Regions from separate parts of the Homo sapiens genome. Here all the other regions are linked to region 1. A link is an interaction called in ENCODE POLR2A ChIA-PET data of the cell type or tissue named here. Cell type or tissue: OCI-LY7. All regions are shown on one strand. Links, peaks and the distances in the headings refer to the core of each region. The heading gives the core; the rest is flanking DNA. Region 1 overlaps SLC25A23 (solute carrier family 25 member 23). Region 2 has its middle 17 kb from the start of CD70. Region 3 overlaps CD70 (CD70 molecule).

Region 1 (6,234 bases), core at 1-5,000:
TTAGGGTTCAAGGGTCCCATTTGGGACATCTCTGCTGTCTGATTGAAGCGCAGCCCTTGAGACTTACATCGGGGCCTCTGGGGACAGCGTGTGGGGGTTGCGGGTACAGGGAAGAAAGAGCTCACCAGATGGGGTACAAGGCCTCCCACCTTCCACCCACACAGCTCTCTTCTGCTGGGTTCTCTGCCTGGATAAAAGATTCTACGGCTGAACAGAATCGTTCAAAAACCACGGTCTTGGCCAGGCGCAGTGGCTCACACCTAAAATCCCAGCACTTTGGGAGGCCGAAGTGGGCGGATCACGAGGTCAGGCGATCGCGACCATCCTGGCTAACATGGTGAAACCCCGTCTCTACAAAAATATTAAAAAAATGAGCCAGGTGTAGTGGCAGGCACCTGTAGTCCCAGCTACTAGGAAGGCTAAGGCAGGAGAATGGCGTGAACCCAGGAGGCGGGAGCTTGCAGTGAGCCGAGATCGTGCCACTGCACTCTAGCCTGGGTGACAGAGCCACACTCCGTCTCAAAAAAAAAAAAAAAAAAAAAAAAAAAACACGGTCTTCAGAGGATCCAATGGGAGCCACTAGAGAGGGTAGTGGGGGTTTGCTCTAGATCCCTAGTTCCTGGGTGAAATGTCTATGAGCAATGTGTCTGGTAGGATCTGATGGCATCTGGAGGGGGATCCGTCTGTGGGATCTGGTGAGAACCTCTTTGGAGATCCAGAGACTCCCACCCCAGACGATTCATGGGGACCTTGGTTAGAAATTCTAGACTGGAAATGATTCCTGCACGGGGACTCCATGTGGAGGAGATCCCTGTGAGATTTCGTGGGTCCCTGAGAAGGATCTGCTGGGGTCTTTATAGGGGAGGTGCCTGGTAAGATCTTGTATGGCCCTGAAGGGATCTTTTGGAATCATTATATGGAAAACCCTTGAGTGGGATCCTTCAGTAGAATCTCATTTGCCCTGAGGGATCTTTTTTTGCTGTTACAGACAAGGTCTTACTCTGTTTCCCAGGCTGAAATGCAGTGGTGTGATCATAGCTCAATGTAGCCTCAAACTCCTGGGCTCAAGCAATCCTCCCATCTTGGCCTCCTGAGTAGCTGGGACTACAGGCACATGCCCGGCCAATTTTTGTAGAGAGGGGATCTTGCTATGTTGCCCAGGCTGGTCTTGAACTCCTGGCCCCAAGGGATTCTCCCACTTGGGCCTCCCAAAGTGCTGGGACTACAGATGTGAGGCATCACATCTAGCCTGGAGGGATCTTTATGTGGCAGATACTTGAATAGGATCCTTTAGTGGGATTTGGCAGATCCTTTGGTGGGATTTAGTAGGATATTGGGATCTTCTAAGGAGGCTGCTAGGTTAGATGCTTTGGTGACACCTGGTAGGACCCAACAGGACTCTTCTGGGGTCTCCAAGCAAGAGTCATTGGCAGACTCTAGGGTATCCTAGGATTCATAGAGGAGACTCCCCTATTTAGGACTGAGTCACATCTCCCTGTCCCCACCATGGCATGACACCCCCAACACCTGTATCTTTAGGTCCTGGACATTGGCGAGTGCCTGACAGTGCCGGACGAGTTCTCAAAGCAAGAGAAGCTGACGGGCATGTGGTGGAAACAGCTGGTGGCCGGCGCAGTGGCAGGTGCCGTGTCACGGACAGGCACGGCCCCTCTGGACCGCCTCAAGGTCTTCATGCAGGTGAGGGGCTCTGGAGAGACCTGCCCCCTCCCCCAGGCCTGACACCTGGGAGGGGACCTCCAAGCTGTTGTCTCCCCATTCAGGTCCATGCCTCAAAGACCAACCGGCTGAACATCCTTGGGGGGCTTCGAAGCATGGTCCTTGAGGGAGGCATCCGCTCCCTGTGGCGCGGCAATGGTATTAATGTACTCAAGATTGCCCCCGAGTCAGCTATCAAGTTCATGGCCTATGAACAGGTGAGGGCAGGTACAGGGAGGAATGTGCTTGCCATAGGGAAGACTGGGCTGTACATAAAGATTTACGGGATTGGCTTGGGGGTGGGTGGTGAACACAGGTCCCCAGGATCAGGCATCTGCTCCTCTGCATGAATGCCTGCAGCAAGCCAGTTCTTTGGAAGCCAGGAGAACAGTGGAGTGCAAGGAAGGTTCAACCCCCATGGTCCTACCCATCCCTGTGTCTCCCCGCCTCAGATCAAGAGGGCCATCCTGGGGCAGCAGGAGACACTGCATGTGCAGGAGCGCTTCGTGGCTGGCTCCCTGGCTGGTGCCACAGCCCAAACCATCATTTACCCTATGGAGGTGAGAAGGAGGGACCCCAGCGGAGGCCCCATGGCAGGGTGGGGGGCCTGCTGTACCCATCTCACTCTGCATTTCACAATATCCATTGGGATTTTACCTTTGTCCCTCTCTGATTTGGAGTATAGCTCATCAGAGTAATGCAATTTCATGTGTAGCCTGTCTGGGTATTACAACTGAGATATAATTTCTGGGGAAGGTAGTGTCGGTTATCCTTGTTTGGATGGTAGTCATAGGAGCCAGCTGTTTATAAATATGCATCTTCTAAGGATAGGGTGCACGTTCCCAGGGACGTCGTGTCTAGGTGTCACCAACTGTTTATGAATATGCCTCTTCTAAGGATAGACTGTGCTAGCTACATGTTTTCAGATAAATTATTTCAGGTTTCAGGTTATGAAGTGTATTGTTTGGATTCTGAAAGTGACAGAAAACTTAAATCATGTCAGCTGGGTGCGATGTCTAGCGCCTGTAATCCCAGCACTTTGGGAGGCCGAGGCAGGTGGATCACCTGAGGTCAGGAGTTCAAGACCAGCCTGACCAACATGGTGAAATACCGTCTCTACTAAAAATACAAAAATTAGCTGGGGATGGTGGTGGGCACCTGTAATCCCAGACACTTAGGAAGCTGAGGCAGGAGAATGGCTTGAACCTGGGAGGCGGTGGTTGCAGTGAGCCAAGATCATGTCACTGCACTCAGTCTGGGCAACTGAGCAAGACTCCAGCTCAAAAAAAAAAAAAAAAAAACTTCAATCACATCAACAAAGTCTACAGATGAGCATTTCAGGCTGGGATGGTAGCTTCAGAGTGTTAGCGATGCAGGTTCTTTCTGTCTATCTTGTTGTTACACAACCTCATGGACCAATGTGGCTGCTTGTGCTCCGTTCATCACATTCCACACTCCAGCCAAGAAGGAAGAAGCAATAAAAAAGGAAACACCTCCCCACCTCTAAGGATGCTTTCTGAACCTTATGTGTACCTCTTTCTCTTCCTTCTATTTCTTTGGCTAGGACATAGTGACATAGCCACATACCCAGGGCATCTGGGAAATGTCATTTTTCTTTCTAGTGGCTGTGTGCTTGCTGAAAGTTACAGTTTCTGATATGAAAGCAGAAGGGAACAAGATACTGGAGGTCTGGGCATGATGGCTCATGCCTGTAACCCCAGTCCTTTGGGAGATGGAGAGGGGAGGATCACTTGAGCCCAGGAGTTCGAGACCAGCACGGGCAAAGTAGCGAGTCCCCATCTCTACAGAAATGACCAAAAAATAAAAGAAAGATATCAGGAGACAGTTACTGGTGGTGCCACATGTGTGCACTTTGGTAGGTGTAACTATTTCTAGGTATAGGGATTTGGGGATAGCAGAAGATTCTAGAGTAGGTGGTTTTTAAAATTCGGTTGTTCTCAGGGCATCTGTTTTCAGGAGTAGCTATTTCTAGGTGTCTTCATTCCTGGATGTAGCGATTTGGTGGGACAGCTTTTCCAGGGATAACCAGGTTCTCCCCAGGTGCTGAAGACGCGGCTGACCTTGCGCCGGACGGGCCAGTATAAGGGGCTGCTGGACTGCGCCAGGCGTATCCTGGAGAGGGAGGGGCCCCGTGCCTTCTACCGCGGCTACCTCCCCAACGTGCTGGGCATCATCCCCTATGCGGGCATCGACCTGGCCGTCTACGAGGTCTGTGGGCAGCGCGTTCCTCTTTCCCTGCTCCCCTCTGGGATTTACCCACAGGACACCCCTTCCCCTTCCCCTGGGGCTGGCTCAGTTGACCTGCTATAGTTAGAGAAAGGCAGTTATGAGGTGAGGAGCACCTTGGCCCTGGGAATCCTGGGGAACCCTTCCAGGTATTGGACTCTCCCACTTCTCCACTTACTTTTGATTAGCAGCTCAGCCTTCCGGGGTCACCTGAAAGTCAGGGACCACTCTAGCTGACAAACATAAGATCAGGCAAAGATTACAAAAATTAGCCAGGCATGGTGATGTGTGCTTGTAATACCAGCTACTCCAAAAGGCCGAGGCATGAGAATTGCTTGAGCCTGGGAGGCGGAGGTTGCAGTGAGCCAACATCCCGCTACTGCACTCCAGCCTGGTGACAGAGCTACTGCACTGCAGCCTGGGCAACAGAGCGAGACTCCTTCTCAAAAAAAAAAAAAAAAAAGGCAGGCAAAGATGAGTCTCAAAGACACCCAACTTCCCCGAAGCAAGTATCAGACCCAGCCACGGTCTCTAAGCCAATGTCATCTTCAGGGCCTGCCCATTTGAGCATCTGCTGTTACCATAAGAACCACACCTAATCACCAGCATCTTGAGACCTTTATCAACACAGGCAGGTGCAGACAGTTCTTGGCTGTTTCTCTTCCAGGGACCTCATCTGTTGCTTTTACCTTCTAGTGGGATCACCAGGTCTCCCCCAATTAGCATGGTCCTGGATGTCCCCAAGCGTTCCCCCCAAAATCTTTGTATGCAAGACAGGGCCTGCTTCATGGGCATGTGACCTGTGAAGTCGCAGAGAGCCCCATGCTCGGAAGGGCCCTGTGCTTGGTGTAACGCTCTGCTACTGCTGTCTCGAAATTATTTTTATTTATTTATTTATTTTTTTGAGACGGAGTCTCGCTCTTGTCGCCCAGGCTGGAGTGCAATGGCGCGATCTCGGCTCACTGCAACCTACATCTCCTGGGTTCAAGCAATTCTCCTGCCTCAGTCTCCCGAGTAGCTGGGATTACAGGCATGCATCACCATGCCCGGCTAATTTTTATATTTTTAGTAGAGACAGGGTTTCACCATGTTGGCCAGGCTGGTCTCAAACTCCTGACCTTAAGTGATCCACCCGCCTTGGCCTCCCAAAGTGCTGGATTACAGGTGTGAACTACCATGCCAGGCCTGAAATTCTTAATTTTTTTTTTTTTTTCCCGAGACAGAGTCTCACTCTGTCGCCCAGGCTGGAATGCAGTGGCGCGATCTCGGCCCACTGCAGCCTCCACCTCCCAGGTTCAAGGAATTCTCCTGCCTCAGCCTCCCGAGTAGCTGAGATTACAGGTGCCTGCCACCACGCCTGGCTAATTTTTGTATGTTTAGTAGACAGGGTTTCACCATGTTGCCCAGGCTGGTCTCAAACTCCTGACCTTAGGGGATCCCCCCACCTCAGCCTCCCAAAGTGCTAGGATGACAGGTGTGAGCCACCACACCTGGCCAATAATTTTTGAACAAGGGACCCCCACCCTTTTACATTGTGCACTGGATCCTGCAAATTATGTAGCTGATTCTGATCTAATAGGCTCTGTTCCTGCCATCTTTACCTGCCCTCCCCAGCACCTGGCATGTAGACAACCAAATGAGACAAGACCGTTGCTCACTCATTCATTTGTTCCTCCATTTTGTTGTTCACTCATTCGCTTAGTGACTATTTACTGACCATCTACTCTGTGCTAGACACTGTGCGGATTGTGGCAGTTGTGGTGTTGAATGAGACCAGCATGGTCCCTGCCATCCTGGAATGCCCATTCCCATAAACAAGGCAGGCAATCAACCAGCAAATAAGATAGTTTCAGCTCCTAGAAAAGCTCTCAGAAGATCACAAGACAGGATTTGTCATCTTCAGTAACAGTGGGCGGGAGGGGGGTTGAGGAACGCCTCCAAGAAGGTGACATTGAAGCCATGGGTTGGGCGTATTATCACAAGGGAGCATGCACAAATCTAGTACCCAGGTCTGGAAGCAGGAACAAATACGGCCTTTTGGAGGAGTGGAAGTCTTAGGTGTCTGGGGGGGACTGATCAGGGCAGGGTACAGGGTCTTCTAAGTAAAATAGGAAGCCATTAAGAGGTATGAGTAGAGGCCGGTCACGGTGGCTCACACCTATAATCCCAGCACGTTGGGAAGCCGAGGCCGGTGGATCACCTGAGGTCAGGAGTTCAAGACCAGCCTGGCCAACATGGTGAAACCCCAGCTCTGCTAAAAATACAAAAATT
Region 2 (7,468 bases), core at 992-5,991, 150 kb before region 1:
GCAACTCTCTCTTATGTCTTCCAGTGGTCAGAAGTGTATCATAGCATTTCATATTTATCTTATCTTTGTAACCTGCATTTTTACCAGTTCAATATAATTTTCACATATTGATTGCTAAAGAGTGAAATGAAGGAATTAGGTTAAAATGTTTTTATTGGAAACTATCATGTCAAGTACCTTTTTTTTTTTTTTTTTTTTTGAGACAGAGCCTCACTCTGTCACCCAGGCTGGAGTGCAGTAGTGCGATCTCGGCTCACTGCAACCTCTGCCTCCCGGTCTCAAGCGATTCTCCCACCTCAGCCTCTCAAGTAGCTGGGACTACGGGAGTGTGCCACCTCACCCAAGGAATTTTTGTATTTTTCTTTTTTGTAGAGACAGGATTTCACCATGTTGCCCAATGTGGTGAAGTACTTTTAATGTGGAAATTTCCAATAGCCATATGAGTTTGGGCATATCTCAGAAAGTCAGCAAACAGTGAGATCAAGCAAAAAGACGGAGTAGAAAGCTCTGGGAGCCCCTCCCTCCAGTGAAATAAACAGTGAACTGAGGGGCAGGAGACACAGAATCAATGATTTCAGAACTAGTCATCCTGTTGCAGCACTTATAATAATGAGAGGAGTGCTTGATGAAAAGAGAGACTGAGACTTTAGAAAGAGAACAGCCTTCACAAACCAGCCCCCACTCCCCATTCCTCCGTCCGAGTGGGGCAATTTGGAGACAGTCCATTTTCCTCAAACAGGTGACCAGTGCCAGAGCAGGCAGTTGAGACCTTGGCCTCCAAAATTTGGGGAATTTGCACTCTACTAGGTCTGGCAATTCCTGAGAAGCCAATAAGATGCTTGTTTTGGCTCTCTTGAGTCCCTTCGTATCCCTCAGACTTAGAGGTTCGATGCCTTGTAAAATCTTTGTCATGTTACTAACTGACCACAAAATGGAAAAGACACTTCAGTGATCACACCCAAAGGATACACAGTTGCCAAAAAACAGTCGGGAAAAGTCAGAAATGAATAGTTTCAGCCTTCAGTAAGCAGAAATCAGCAATCCATGAAGACTTGGAGCATCGGAGTTCCAGACTTATGAATCATAATACTCAGGATGTCCAGTTGTAATTACAAAGCATAAAGACATAGGAAAGTATAACTCATTTACAATAAACCATGATTTAACATATACTGTTACTAGGGAAGCCCACACATTGAAACTATTAGTCAAAGACATTAAATCAACTGTCTCCAATGTGTTCAGTGAGATGAAGGAAAATATGGACAAAGAACTAAAGCAGATCATGAGAATGATATATGAAAGAAGTGAGAATGTCAATAGAAAGAAATAAATTATTAAAAATTCACAAACAGGAATTCTGGAGCTGAAAGTTACAATAATGGAGGTGATAATTCATTAGACGAATTCAAGAACAGATTTGAGTAGGTAGAAAAAAGATCAACAAACTTGAAGATAAGGCAACCATAAAGTTAGCAAATCCAAGAAGCAGGGGAAAAAAGTGAAGACAAATACACAGAGCCGGCCGGGTGCGGTGGGATGTTAACAATGGGATTGTTTGTGGAGCAGGGGGCTCTAGGGGTGTGTGGGAACTTTTTGTATTTTCTGCTCAATTTTGCTGCGAAACTAAAACTGCTCTAAAAAGACTTTTTTTTTTTTTTTTTTTTTTTGAGACGGAGCTTCACTCTTGTTGCCTAGGCTGGAGTGCAATGGAGCGATCTTGGCTTACCGCAACCTCCACCTCCCAGGTTCAAGCAATTCTCCTGCCTCAGCCTCCCAAGTTGCTGGGATTACAGGCATGAGCCACCACACCCATAAAAGCCTATTTTTTAAAAAGTTTTGACTAGTACCTTTTCCCCATTACACCTCTGTCCCACTCATCCTTTAAAATGTATTTTGACTGTGATATCAGCTGGGGCATGACTTCAGAGGAAAAGGTATTGTATAAAAGGAACTCTGGAGTCAAAATAAAGTTTGAGTTTTGAATTTTGGCTTTGCTTTATTTATTTATTTTTATTTATTTATTTATTTTTCTTTTTGAGACAGAGTCTCACTCTGTCACCTAGGCTGGAGTGCAGTGGCACGATCTCAGCTCACTGCAACCTCCGCCTCCTGGTTTCAAGTGATTCTCATGTCTTGGCCTCCCAAGTAGCTGGGATTACAGGCACCCGCCCCCATGCCTGGCTAATTTTTGTATTTTTAGTAGAGATAGGGTTTCACCATGTTGGCCAGGCTTGTCTCGAACTCCTGACCTCAAGTGATCAGCCTGCCTCAGCCTCCCAAAGTTTTGGGATTACAGGCGTGAGCTACCACGCCTGGCCAGCTTTTACCTTTAATAAGGTACTTAACCTTTTTAAAACCTAAGTTTTCTTATCATTGTTCACTGTGTCCTTTCATATACGTACGTTATGGAAATATCTATGGATTGTTTTTAAAATTCTAGTTGTTGCTGAAAATTCACAAAAGGCATCTCAAGATAATACTACTTATCTCCCAGGGCTGTTGGAATATTAACTGAGACCATTTTGTTGCTGTTGTTTTTGTTTGTTTTTTGAGACCATATTTATTTTTAAAATAAAAACAGAATGCAAGAAAGTTGGCCTGACACAAATGGGAACTCATCAAATGCAATCTCCAAGAGGGTAGGAACTTTGATTTCTGCACTATTGTATTAATACCTTGGAAACAGCAGGAACTCAGAAATATATGTTCAGTAATTTTAAAAAAAAAAAAAAGCTTGGCTAGGCTACTGAATGATCACAGACCACATGGAAAGAAAAAGAGGCTTGATGCCATTACAGGTGGGACTATGGAGTTCTCTCTTGGAGGGGTGACTGTATTTTGCAAGCAGGAAGGAGCATGAGCTGAGTTTCTGTGATCAAATGGGTGGGTTTTGATAGCGATTCGTGTTCTCCACCTAGTATTTTCAGCTTTCTTTCTGACTCTTGCAAGCATGCCACTTCCCTGCACCCACTAAAGTTAAGCAGGGTCACTGACACGCTTTGGTTAGTGAAAAGGGACTGGCAATGATGTGTATCCATCTGTGGTTTTCTACTTTACACTCCTAGCACAAGGGTCATGTCAAGATGAAAACCGTCTAGGCATGAGCCACAGCGCCTGGCTGGAACATCAGTTTTACTGCAAGATTTGGAAGAAACAAATTGAATTGATTACCAAGAGAATGTGCAAGAACTATTAAGTCTTAGGACACATGGCCAAGACCAAAAGTCTCTGGTGATGGGCTGGGGTGGGGCCCCGTCCCACAGCCCTCGGACCAAGTAAGAAGAAAAAGTAGGAGGGGGAGGTGGCTTATGCCTCTAATCCCTGCACTGTGGGATTAGCTGGGTGTGGTGCCTCATGCCTGTAATGTCAGCTACTCAGGAGGCTGAGGCAGGAGAATTGCATGAACCCAGGAGGTGGAGGTTGCAGAGAGCCAAGATTGTGCCACTGCACTCCAGCCTGGGCGACAGAGTGAGACTCCTACTAATAAATAAATAAAAGAAAAACTAAGTTAAAATTTGTAAGGGCATAAAACATAATTTTAATAGGAAGCTATGAGAATTATCTACACTTGCAGATAATTGAATGAGCTGAGTTATCTGATGATTGATTGAATGATCGAATTATAGGTAACTGTGATTTTTCTTTTTTTTTTTTGAGATGGAGTTTTGCTCTTGTCACCCAAACTAGAGTACAGTGGCAAGATCTCGGCTCACTGCAACCTCTGTCTCCCAGATTCAAGCGATTCTCCTGCCCGCCACCACGTCTGGCTAATTTTGGAATTTTTAGTAGAGATATGGTTTCACCATGTTGGCCAGGCTAGTCTCGAACCCCTGACCTCAGGTGATCCTCCCGCCTCGGCCTCCCGAAGTGCTGGGATTACTGGCATGAGCCACTGCGCCTGGCCTTTGCTACTTAATTTTATAAGACATCTACTTTTTCAAATATTTGCTGTTTTTGCTCTCATGATATGAAAATTTTTTTATTGTGAGGGAGCATTTCTATGAAAACAATAGTAGAAATTTGTGCCAATTTTGGTTATTAAAATAATAAAATTGTTGGGTTAGTTTGTTATTCTTAACCAAATGCTCCTACAGATAGCATATTGCACAGATGGTTTGATTGTTTTTTTTTCATCTTAGGTGAATTTTCCTTAATTTTATTCATCAAACTGTATTTACTTGAGATAAATAGACATTGTAGTTACTGTGTGCTCTACAGATCTCTACTTTTTTAAAAATAAAAATTCTCGGCCAGGCGCGGTGGCTCACGCGTGTAATCCCAGCAGTTTGGGAGGCTGAGGTGGGTGGATCAGAAGGTCAGGAGTTCAAGACCAACCTGGCAAAGATGGCAAAACCCCATCTCTACTAAAAACACAAAAAATTAGACAGGCGAGGTGGCGCAAGCCTGTAATCCCAGCTACTCGGGAGGCTGAGGCAGGAGAATCGCTTGAACCTGGGAGGCAGAGGTTGCGGTGAGCCAAGATTGCACCACTGCACTCCAGCCTGGGCAACAGGGCAAGACTCGGTCTCAAAAAAAAAAAAAAATTCTCAGTCAAAACTCTGACCTATTTTATAAAAATTTGGATTGTAAATACTACTTCGACGTAACTTATATGTACATTAATGATTAGTAAGTGGAGTAATTCTATTCTTTAAAGGGGGGAAGTCTATATGAGTGTATTAATTTGTCAAAATGGTACAGTTCAGATTGTACCTTTCAATATGTATACATTTTATCTAAAAAGAAAACCCAAAAAACTAATAAATTGGGGGGTAGGAAATGGGTCAAAGTATAGATGAAGCAAACATGGCATGACTAGTAGCTGTTCAACCTGGGTGACAAGTCTATTATACTATCTTTGTATTCTGTATATATTTTTGTTTTTTGAGATGAAGTCTGGCTCTCGTCACCCAGGCTGGAGTGCAGTGGCATGATCTCAGCTCATTGCAACCTCCGCCTCCCAGGTCCAAGCAATTCTCAAGCCTCAGCCTCCTGAGTAGCTGGGACTGCAATTGCACATGACCACGCCTGGCTAATTTTTGAATTTTTAGTAGAGAGGGAGTTTCACCATGTTGGCCAGGCTGGTCTCGAACTCCTGACCTCAGGTGATCTGCCCGCCTCGGACTCCCAAAGTTCTGGGATTACAGGCGTGAGCCACTGTACCTGGCCTGTATTTTGTGTAGGTTTTTAATGTTTGGTGACAAAACACTTGTTGAAAATGAAAAAAAAAAAATTAGTCGGGCATGGTGCCGTGCACCTGTGGTCCCAGCTATTTGGGGGACTAAATAGGAGGATTACTTGAACCCAGGAAGCAGAAGTTGCATTAAGCCGAGATTGTGCTACGGCTCTGCACCCTGAACAACAGAGTGAGGCCCTGTCTCAACAAAAAAAAAAAAAAAAAAGGAAGAAGCCTATTTCAGCCTACCATGGGCAGAACCCCTTGCTGATCTGAATGTTGTGTGAGTAGAAAATAAACTTTTTTTTTAAGTGAAATAAGTTTAGTAAGAAAGTAAAGGAATAGGCCAGGAGTGTTAGCCTCACAGCTGTAATCCCAGCACTTTGGGAGGCCAAGGGGGGCAGATCACCTGAGGTCAGGAGATCGAGACCAGCCTGGCCAAAATGGTGAAACCCCATGTCTACTAAAAATACAAACAATTAGCCGGGTGTGGTGGCAGGCACCTGTAATCTCTGCTACTCTGGTGGCTGAGGCAGGAGAATCACTTGAGCCCAGGAGGCAAAGGTTGCAGTGAGCTGAGATCGCGCCATTGAACTCCAGCCTGGGCAACAAGAGCAAAACTCCGTCTCAAACAAACAAACAAACAAACAAACACAAAACAGAAAGTAAAGGAGTAAAGAATGGCCACTCCATAGGCAGAGCAGCCCTAAATACACCTTTATTGTGTAAAGTCTGGCCAGGGGTGGTGGCTCACGCCTGGAATCCCAACAATTTGGAAGGCCAAGGTGGGAGTATCACTTGAGGCCAAGAGTTCAGGACCAGCCTGAGCAACATAGCAAGAGCCCATCTCTCCAAAAACTTTTAAAATTAGCTGAATGTGAGGCCGGGCGCGGTGGCTCACGCCTATAATCCCAGCACTTTGAGAGGCCAAGGCAGGCGGATCACGAGGTCAGGAGATCGAGACCATCCTGGCTAACACAGTGAAACCCCGTCTCTACTAAAAACACAAAAAAATTAGCCGGGCGAGGTGGCGGGCACCTGTGGTTCCAGCTACTCGGAAGGCTGAGGCAGGAGAACGGCGTGAACCCGGGAGGCGGAGCTGGCAGTGAGCCGACATTGCACCACTGCACTCTAGCCTGGGCAACATAGCAAGACTCCAACTCAAAAAAAAAAAATAGCTGAGTGTGGTGGTGCATGCCTGTAGTCCCACCTTCTCAGGAAGCTGAGACAGGAGGATCACTCAAGCCCAGGAACTGGAGGCTGCAGGGAGCTATGATTGCACCACTGCTCTCCAGCCTGGGCGACAGAGTAAGACCCTGTCTCCAAAAGCAGTAATAATAATAAATAAATAATAATAAGAGGCCGGGCGCAGTAGCTCACACCTGTAATCCCAGCACTGTGGGAGGCCAAGGCGGGCACATTATTTGAGGTCAGGAGTTTGAGACCAGCCTGGCCAACATGGTGAAACCCTGTCTCTACTAAAAATACAAAAAAATTAGCTGGGCATAATGGCAGGCTCCTGTAGTCCCAGCTACTTGGGAGGCTGAGGCATGAGAATCACTTGACCCTGGGAGGCGGAGGTTGCAGTGAGCCCAGGCCACTGCACTCCAGCCTGGGCAACAGAGTGAGTCTCTTTCTCAGATTAATAATAGCAACAGTCGTAGTGATACAGGAGGTAGAAAGAAATTATTTAGGCAGATAGTGAAGGCAGCAGAGTCCTCGGCAGAGCTTCCCTTCTAACAAAAAGCAGCCCCCAAATCATTTCTTTTCTAACAAGCAGCAGCCTGAAAAATTGAGCTGCAAACATAGATAGGCACAGCTGGAAGCTTACACGGGAGAATGCCGGCAGGTGCGCCAATAGAAGAGAGCTACCCAGGGGCCAGGCAGGCCCTACATGGACGCTTCCTCTTCCCTTTTATGTTACCACGCGTGCAGTAACAGAAATGGGCAACATGGCGCAGCTCGGGCAGAGAACCTGCCTGCATAATAAAAGATTAGGGTCAGAGGCTACCAGAAATTTGCACCCTATGCAAATGCGACACATGGTCTAACCAGTTTTTCACACCCTATATAAATCAAACACCGTTTGCTCACTAGCTTCTCTATAAAACCCCCTACATTTCCCCGCTGATACGGCAACCCATTTTTCCGGGACCCCTCTCTGCAGCAGAGAGCTCTCCTCTTTCTTTCGCCTATGAAACTTCCATTCTCGACCTCACTCTTTCTATGTCTATGTCCTTGTTTTCCTTGGCTGTGAGACTGTGAACCTCGGGTGTTACTCCAGACAAG
Region 3 (7,468 bases), core at 1-5,000, 130 kb before region 1:
TGATGAGACCTTCTTTGGAGTGCAGTGGGTGCGCCCCTGACCACTGCTGCTGATTAGGGTTTTTTAAATTTTATTTTATTTTATTTAAGTTCAAGAGAAAAAGTGTACACACAGGGGCCACCCGGGGTTGGGGTGGGAGTGTGGTGGGGGGTAGTGGTGGCAGGACAAGAGAAGGCATTGAGCTTTTTCTTTCATTTTCCTATTAAAAAATACAAAAATCAGCTGGGCTTCGTGGCGTGCATCTGTAATCCCAGCTACTCGGCCGACTGAGGCAGGAGAATCGCTTGAACCGAGGAGGTGGAGGTTGCAGTGAGCCGAGATTGCGCCACTGCACTCCAACCTGGGCAACAGAGCAAGACTCTGTCTCAGGAAAAAAAAAATGTTCTTGGTTAGGGATGTTTGAAGAATAGAGGAAGTGGGCTGGGCACAGTGGCTCATGCCTGTAATCCCAGCACTTTGGGAGGCTGAGGAAGGCAGATCGCTTGAGCCTAGGAGTTCAAGACCAGCCTGGGCAACATAGTGAGACCCCCATCTCTACAAAAAATACAAAAATTAACCAGATGTAGTGGTGTGCTAGTCCAAGCTACTCCAAAGGCTGAAGTGGGAGATTGGGTAGAGCCCAGGAGGTCAAAGGCTGCAGTGAGCCGTGATCATGCCACTGCACTCCAGCCTGAGCAAGAGTGAGATTCCTTGTCAAAAAAAAAAAAAAAAAGTTCTGTTTTCTCCTTGGTGCATCTATTTGACAAGAGAGGAAACACAAAGATCACTTTGGGTGACTGTCTCTCAAAGCAGACAATGCAAAATACCTAATGAGTTGGGAGGCCAGGGTGGGTGGATCACTTGAAATCAGGAGTTCGAGACCAGCCTGGCCAACATGTAAAACTCCGTCTACTAAAAATACAAAAATTAGCCAAGCGTGGTCCAGGGCGCCTGTAATCCCAGCTACTCAGGAGGCTGAGGCAGGAGAATCTCTTGAACCTGGGAGGCGGAAGTTTCAGGGAGCCAAGATCGCGTCATTGCACTGCAGCCTGGTGAGGGGTGTCGCAAACCACCATGGCACACATTTAACTATGTAATGGAACTACACATCCTGCACATGTACCCCAGAACTTAAATAATAATAATAAAAGATCACTTGAGGTCAGGAGTTCAAGACAAGCCTGGCCAACATGGCGAAACCTCACCTCTACTGAAAATACAGGGTCTTGATCTGTCGCCCAGGCTGCAGTGCGGTGGCATGATCCTGTCTCACTGCGGCCTCAAACTCCTGGGCTCAAGCGATCCTCCCACCTCAGCCTCCCAAATAGCTAGGACCGCCAGCACAGGCCACCACACCCGGCTATTTTTTTTTTTTTTTTTTTGAGATGAGGTCTCATTACATTGCCCCAGCTGGTCTCAAACTCCAATCTCCCGAAATGCCGATCTTCCCGCCTCGGTCTCCCCAAGTGCTGGGATTACAGGCATGAGCCACTGCCTGGACCTCAAATACATTTTGGAACTCAGAATTTACCAGTATTTAAAGATGGTGTACAGGATTATACCATCTTTTTTTTTGAGATGGAGTCTCGCCCTGTTGTCCAGGCTGGAGTGCAGTGGCATAATCTCAGCTCACTGCAACCTCCACCCTCCCAGGTTCAAGCAATTCTTCTGCCTCAGCCTCCCAAGTCTGGGACTACAGAAATCCGCCACCACGTCCGGCTAATTTTTCTATTATTAGTAGAGACGGGCTTCACCATGTTGGCCAGGATGGTCTCGATCTCTTGACCTTGTGATCCACCCGCCTCGGCCTCCCAAAGTGCTGGGACTACAGTTGTGAGCCACCGCGCCTAGCGCTTATACCATCTTTTATGCATCACCTCAGTGAGGTCGGGACAGCATTTTGTAATCAAACACCACATCTTTTTTTTTTTTTTTTACAATGAGAAGTGTTAACATTCACACTAAGTGGGATAAAAATCAAGACTACAGGCCAGGCGCGGTGGCTCATGCCTGTAGTCCCAGCACTTTGGGAGGCCGAGGTGGGCGGATCGCCTGAGGTCAGGAGTTTGAGACCAGCCTGGCCGACGTGGTAAAACCCCGTCTCTACTAAAAACACAAAAATTAGCCAGGCATGGTGGCCGGCACCTGTAAACCCAGCTACTCAGGAGGGTGAGGCAGGAGGGTCACTTAAACCCCGGAGGTGGAGGTTGCAGTGAGCCAAGATCATGTCATTGCACTCCAGCCTGGGTGACAAGAGCGAAACTCCATCTCAAAAAAAAAAAAAAAAAAAATCAAGACCACAGTTACCAATCTGGCTAACATGGTGAAACCTCATCTCTACTAAACATTTAAAAATTAGCTGGGTGTGGTGATGGGCACCTCTAATCCATGCTACTAGGGAGGCTGAGACAGGAGACTCTCTTGAACTCAGGAGGTGGAGATTGCAGTGAGCTGAGATAGTGCCACTGCACTCCAGCCTGGGTGGCAGAGTGAGACTGTCTTTAAAAAAAAAAAAAAAAAAAAAAAAGACTACAATTAACAAAAAGTTAGTTCAGGTCAGAGATTGCTGCCAAACAATTCACCAAAACAACTTGATTTCCAGGGCTTTTTGGATTTTGGAACTGGGGACTCAAAGTCAAGTGCTTCTTACGGCATTTAATATGGACTGCACACTGTTTTATCCCATTAACTCAGCTCGTGTTCATGCAAGCCCTACAAAGCTGGAGGAATCATCATTGTTCCCATTTCACAGATGAGGAAAACAGAGGCGTAAACCGTTGAGTCATCTGTCCAAAGTTACTGGTTTTGTAACAGCTGGAACCTCAGTATTTAACAGTTGAGGAAAATAGTGGCAGAAAACCTGAGTCACAAGCCCGAGGCAATTCATCTACATAGTAGTGGACTCAGGATTCCAAGCCAGATAATCCCGCATCTTGCATCCATGATCTCACTTCTAGAAGGGGAAGTGAGAGGAGTGGTGGGGTGTCCCAGCTGAGGGAGGGAAAATGAGACCCATGCGCCACCCGCCCTCACAAATCTAGCCCTGCAGCCCCTCTCCAACCTTACCTGGACTCAGAACCATGCATCTGGAAAAGCCACAGACACTCGACGCCAGCCTGTGAAAGCAGCCGGGAGGGAGGCTGTATCCTGCAAAGCCACAGGGAAGGGGCTGCCCAAGACCATGGGAACCCACCACTTACATCAGCGTGACCTGGATGTGAGACACAGAGTCAAAGGAGATTATCTGGCAGCTTTAAGATTGGACTGCCTGACTATTCACAATAGCAAAGACTTGGAACCAACCCAAATGTCCATCAATGATAGACTGGATTAAGAAAATGTGGCACATATACACCATGGAATACTATGCAGCCATAAAAACGGATGAGTTCATGTCCTTCATAGGGACATGGATGAAGCTGGAAACCATCATTCTGAGCAAACTATTGCAAGGACAGAAAACCAAACACCGCATGTTCTCACTCATAGGTGGAAATTGAACAATGAGAATACTTGGACACAGGGAGGAGAACATCACACACCGGGGCCTGTCGTGGAGTGTGGAGTCGGGGGAGGGGGGGAGGGATAGCATTAGGAGAAATACCTAATGTAAATGACAAATTAATGGGTGCAGTAAACCAACACGGCACATATATACATATGTAACAAATCTGCACGTTGTGCACATGTACCCTAGAACTTAAAGTATAATTAAAAAAAAAAAAAAAAAAAGATTTGACTGCCTGGCCAGGCACAGTGGCTCATGCCTATAATCCTAACACTTTGGGAGGCCGAGGCGAGCAGATTGCCTGAGCTGAAGAGTTCGAGACCAGCCTGGGCAATATGGTGAAACCCCGTTTCTACTAAAATACAAAAAAAAAAAAATTAGCCAGGCGTGGCAGCGTGCGCCTGTAGTCCCCGCGACTTGGAGGCTGATGCAGGAGAATCGCTTTAACCCGGGAGGCAGAGGTTGCAGTGAGCCGAGATCGAGCCACTGTACTCCAGACTGGGTGACAGAGCGACACTCTGTCTCAAAAAAAAAAAAAAGATTTAACTGCCCCACTGGATTTTGGAATTGCAGGGGACCTTCAGCCCCTTCGTTTGTCCAGTTTCTCCCATTTGGAATGGGTATATCCAACGCCTGTACCCCATTGTATATAGGAAGTAACTAACTTGCTTTTGATTTTACAGGCTCACAGAAGGGACGTGCCTTGTCTCAGATGAGATTTTGGACTGTGGACTTTTGAGTTAATGCTGAAATGAGTTAAGACTTTGGGGGATAGTTAGGAAGGCATGACTAGTTTGAGGACATTATACTCAATGAAATAAGCCAGTCAAAAAGGAAAAATATGTATTGTATAAACTAACTTACATTAATCTACCACATAGGATTAAAACTGTTCACAGGAATATAAAATAGAATTTTTTAGATATACAGTCTTTGAGGGTTTCCTTGTGTTTCTACCAGTCCAGAACTTTTCTTCAGGTGCTTAACCGTCATTTGAATCAGTTCTATTTTCTTTTTTCTTTGTTTGTTTTGATTTTTTGTTTCTTTGTTTGTTTTTTGAGATGGAGTTTCGCTCTTGTCACCCAGGCTGGAATGCAGTGGCACGGTCTCAGCTCACTGCAACCTCCACCTCCCGAGTTCAAGTGATTCTCCTGCCTCAGCCTCTCGAGTAGCTGGGATTACAGGCATCCACCACCACGCCTGCCTGTAATCCCACCTACTCGGGAGGCTGAGGCAGGAGAATCGCTTGAACCTGGGAGGCAGAGGTTGCAGTGAGCCAAGATCGTGCCACTGCACTCCAGCTTGGGCAACAGAGTGAGACTCCATTTCCAAAAAAAAAAAAAAGAGAGAAAGAAAAAGAAATTCAATGTCCATTAACAGGAAGGCTGAGGCAGGAGGCTAGAATCCAGGAGTCTGCAGTGAGCTATGTTCATGTGGCACTCCACCTAGGGTGACAAAGGAATATAAAGAAAAAAAAGAAAGAAAGAGACAAAGAGAGAGAGAGAAGGAGGGAAGGAGGGAAGAAGGAAGGAAGGATTATTTGATGTTACATGATTTTCACCTCAATTTTTGAAAAAAGAGTGTATACACAGGGTTTTATAGAAAAGAAAATACAAGGCCAGGCGCAGTGGCTCACACCTGTAATCCCAGCACTTTGGGAGGCCAAAGCAGGTGAATCAGCTGAGGTCAGGAGTTTGAGACCAGCCTGGCCAACGTGGTGAAGCCCCATGTCTATAAAAATAGAAAAAAATTAGCCAGGCGTGGTGGTGGGCACCTGTGGTCCCAGCTGCTCAGGAGTCTGAGGCAGGAGAATTGCTTGAACCTGGGAGGCAGAGGTTGCAGTGACCCAAGATCATCACACCACTGCACTCCAGCCTAGGCAACAAAGCGAGACTCCATCTCCAAAAAAAAAAAAAAGAGAGAGAGAGAGAAAAGAAAGAAAAAAGAAAATTCAAAGTCCGTTAACAGTTAATCACCATCTTGTCCACCTCCTCAAAAGGAAATTCAATGTCCATTAACAGGACCACGAGCGGTGACTCATGCTTGTTCCCAGCACTTTGGGAGGCCAAGACGGGTGATTCACCTGTCCCAGCTGAGAGAGGGGAAGGATCACCCGCCTCGGCTTGGTCAGAAGGGTAATAAGGGCAAGACCAGCCTGGCTTATATGGCAAAACCCTATCTCTACTAAAATACAAAAAAAAAAAAAATAGCCAGGCATGATGGCAGGCGCCTGTAGTCCCTGCTACCTGGGAGGCTGAGGCAGGAGAATCGCTTGAACCCAGGAAGCAGAGGTCGCAGTGAGCCAAGATCACAACAAGTCTGGCTATTTTTTTTTTTTTTTTTTTTTTTGTATTTTTAGTAAAGACTGGGTTTCACCATGTTGGCCAGGCTGGTCTTGAACTCCTGACCTCAGGTGACCCACCCACCTTGGCCTCCCAAAGAGCTAGGATTACAGGCATGAGCTGCTGTGCCCAGCCTCATCTTTTGAAATTTAGCATTAAACTCGGACATCCAGATTAACAGGATAGAGACCAGAGATGTCCACTGTCATAAATTTAGCCTGCACAAAGGAGGAACTGGTGTTTTGATGAATCTACGTAATTCACCAATTAACCGACCACACTTTGTGTGTGGTCTTTTTTAAGGGTGATGGTAAATGCTTCATGAGTCTGTTGTGCTGAGATAGGAAAACTGTATCTCTTTAAAATTCTCATAATACTGATTTAAATATCATGCTGGTGTGTGTATGTACAATGCACATGCAAATTTCCAGCAAACCTTACCAGCCCTAAGACCCAAGTGAGGCTATTTGAACGCAGAGCCCACATTTTCCAATTTGGGGTAAACCCACTCCTTAATAGCTCGCAAGCCTCCAGAGAGCCCACATATTTGTGCCCCAATATCTGCTCATTTCCTCCTACCCCTATTCCCTGGTAACCACAGTTCTACTCTCTGTCTAAGAGTTTGGCTTTGTTTTTTTTTTTAAAGATTCCCCATATTGACAGAACAGGAGTATCACCATCTTGGACAAGTGCTGCCATTTTAAGTTTCATCTTGATCAGAGCTGGGCGGGGTGGCTCACACCTATAATCCCAGCACTTTGGGAGGCCAAGGTGGGCGGATCATGAGGTCAGGAGATTGAGACCAGCCTGGCTAACATGGTGAAACCCCGTCTCTACTAAAAATACAAAAAAATTAGCCAGGCGTGGTGGCGGGTGCCTGTAGTCCCAGCTACTCAGGAGGCTGAGGCAGGAGAATGGCATGAACCCGGGAGGCAGAGGTTGCAGTGAGCTGAGATCACACCACTGCATCCAGCCTGGGCAACAAAGAGAGAGTCCATCCCAAAAAAAAAAAAAAAAAAAAGTTTCATCTTGATCAAAAAACTGCCTAAATCCAAATGGCATCAGCCTAATGGCTAAGGTCACTATGACCATAAACCACAAATAACATCCTCAACCACAGACATTCCAGCCCCAAGATAACCTCCTTTCTGGCTGGGAAGATGTCAGCCCCAAGATAACCTCCCCTGTGACCAGAGACATTCCAACCCCCCGCCATAAACCTCTCCTCCACACAGAAACATTCCAAGCTTGTGATAAGCCCCCTCACCCTAAAACCAATATATACTTTTAATCTGTAAGAGAGAGCACTCTTGACCAAAATTGGCCAGAAGCCCCTCTCAGGTTTATTCTCCAAAATAAACCCGTCTTTGACTGTTGAGCCCCTTTTCGTGTTTCTTTTCTCTTTCTTTAACTCTTACACGTATAAGTAAGATCACGCAGTATTTGCCTTTCTGTGTCTGGCTTATTTCACTTAGCCTAATGTCCTCCAGGTTCATCCATATTGTCCCAAATGTCAGGATTTTCTTCTCTTGTAAGATGAAATAGTATTCCAATGTGTCTGTAGACCATACTTTCTTTATCTATTCTTTCATTAATGGACACTTATGTTGTTTTCATGTCTTGGCTATTATAAATAATT

What was found. Peaks named below come from ENCODE experiments on the same cell type or tissue, not always from the same donor. Only the 100,000 strongest peaks of a DNase experiment are listed, where the experiment ranks them.
Region 2: POLR2A ChIA-PET joins it to region 1 with 5 read pairs; 1 of 35 experiments calls an interaction of 5 or more read pairs at or near these places.
Region 3: POLR2A ChIA-PET joins it to region 1 with 11 read pairs; 3 of 35 experiments call an interaction of 5 or more read pairs at or near these places.

Annotation. Positions count from the first base shown.
Region 1 is chr19:6,450,023-6,456,256 of GRCh38, reverse strand. SLC25A23 (solute carrier family 25 member 23) reads left to right here. Exons shown (of 10, transcript NM_024103.3): 5 at 1,540-1,698; 6 at 1,782-1,934; 7 at 2,169-2,276; 8 at 3,778-3,945. Among named protein-coding and RNA genes, the nearest start is that of SLC25A23, 6.7 kb to the left of the region's middle. In OCI-LY7, for the core only: no CTCF peak of the experiment used is centred there; a DNase peak (open chromatin) is centred at 1,906.
Region 2 is chr19:6,604,722-6,612,189 of GRCh38, reverse strand. No RefSeq gene overlaps it. Among named protein-coding and RNA genes, the nearest start is that of CD70, 17 kb to the right of the region's middle. RefSeq lists an enhancer at 3,073-3,182. In OCI-LY7, for the core only: no CTCF peak of the experiment used is centred there; DNase peaks (open chromatin) are centred at 2,989, 5,319 and 5,689; H3K4me3 peaks cover 2,116 bases; H3K27ac peaks cover 2,936 bases.
Region 3 is chr19:6,578,592-6,586,059 of GRCh38, reverse strand. It overlaps CD70 (CD70 molecule), which reads left to right. Exons shown (of 3, transcript NM_001252.5): 3 at 1-221. The coding sequence ends at 40. Among named protein-coding and RNA genes, the nearest start is that of CD70, 8.8 kb to the left of the region's middle. RefSeq lists enhancers at 1-347, 6,171-6,230, 6,192-6,874. In OCI-LY7, for the core only: no CTCF peak of the experiment used is centred there; no DNase peak of the experiment used is centred there; H3K27ac peaks cover 1,542 bases.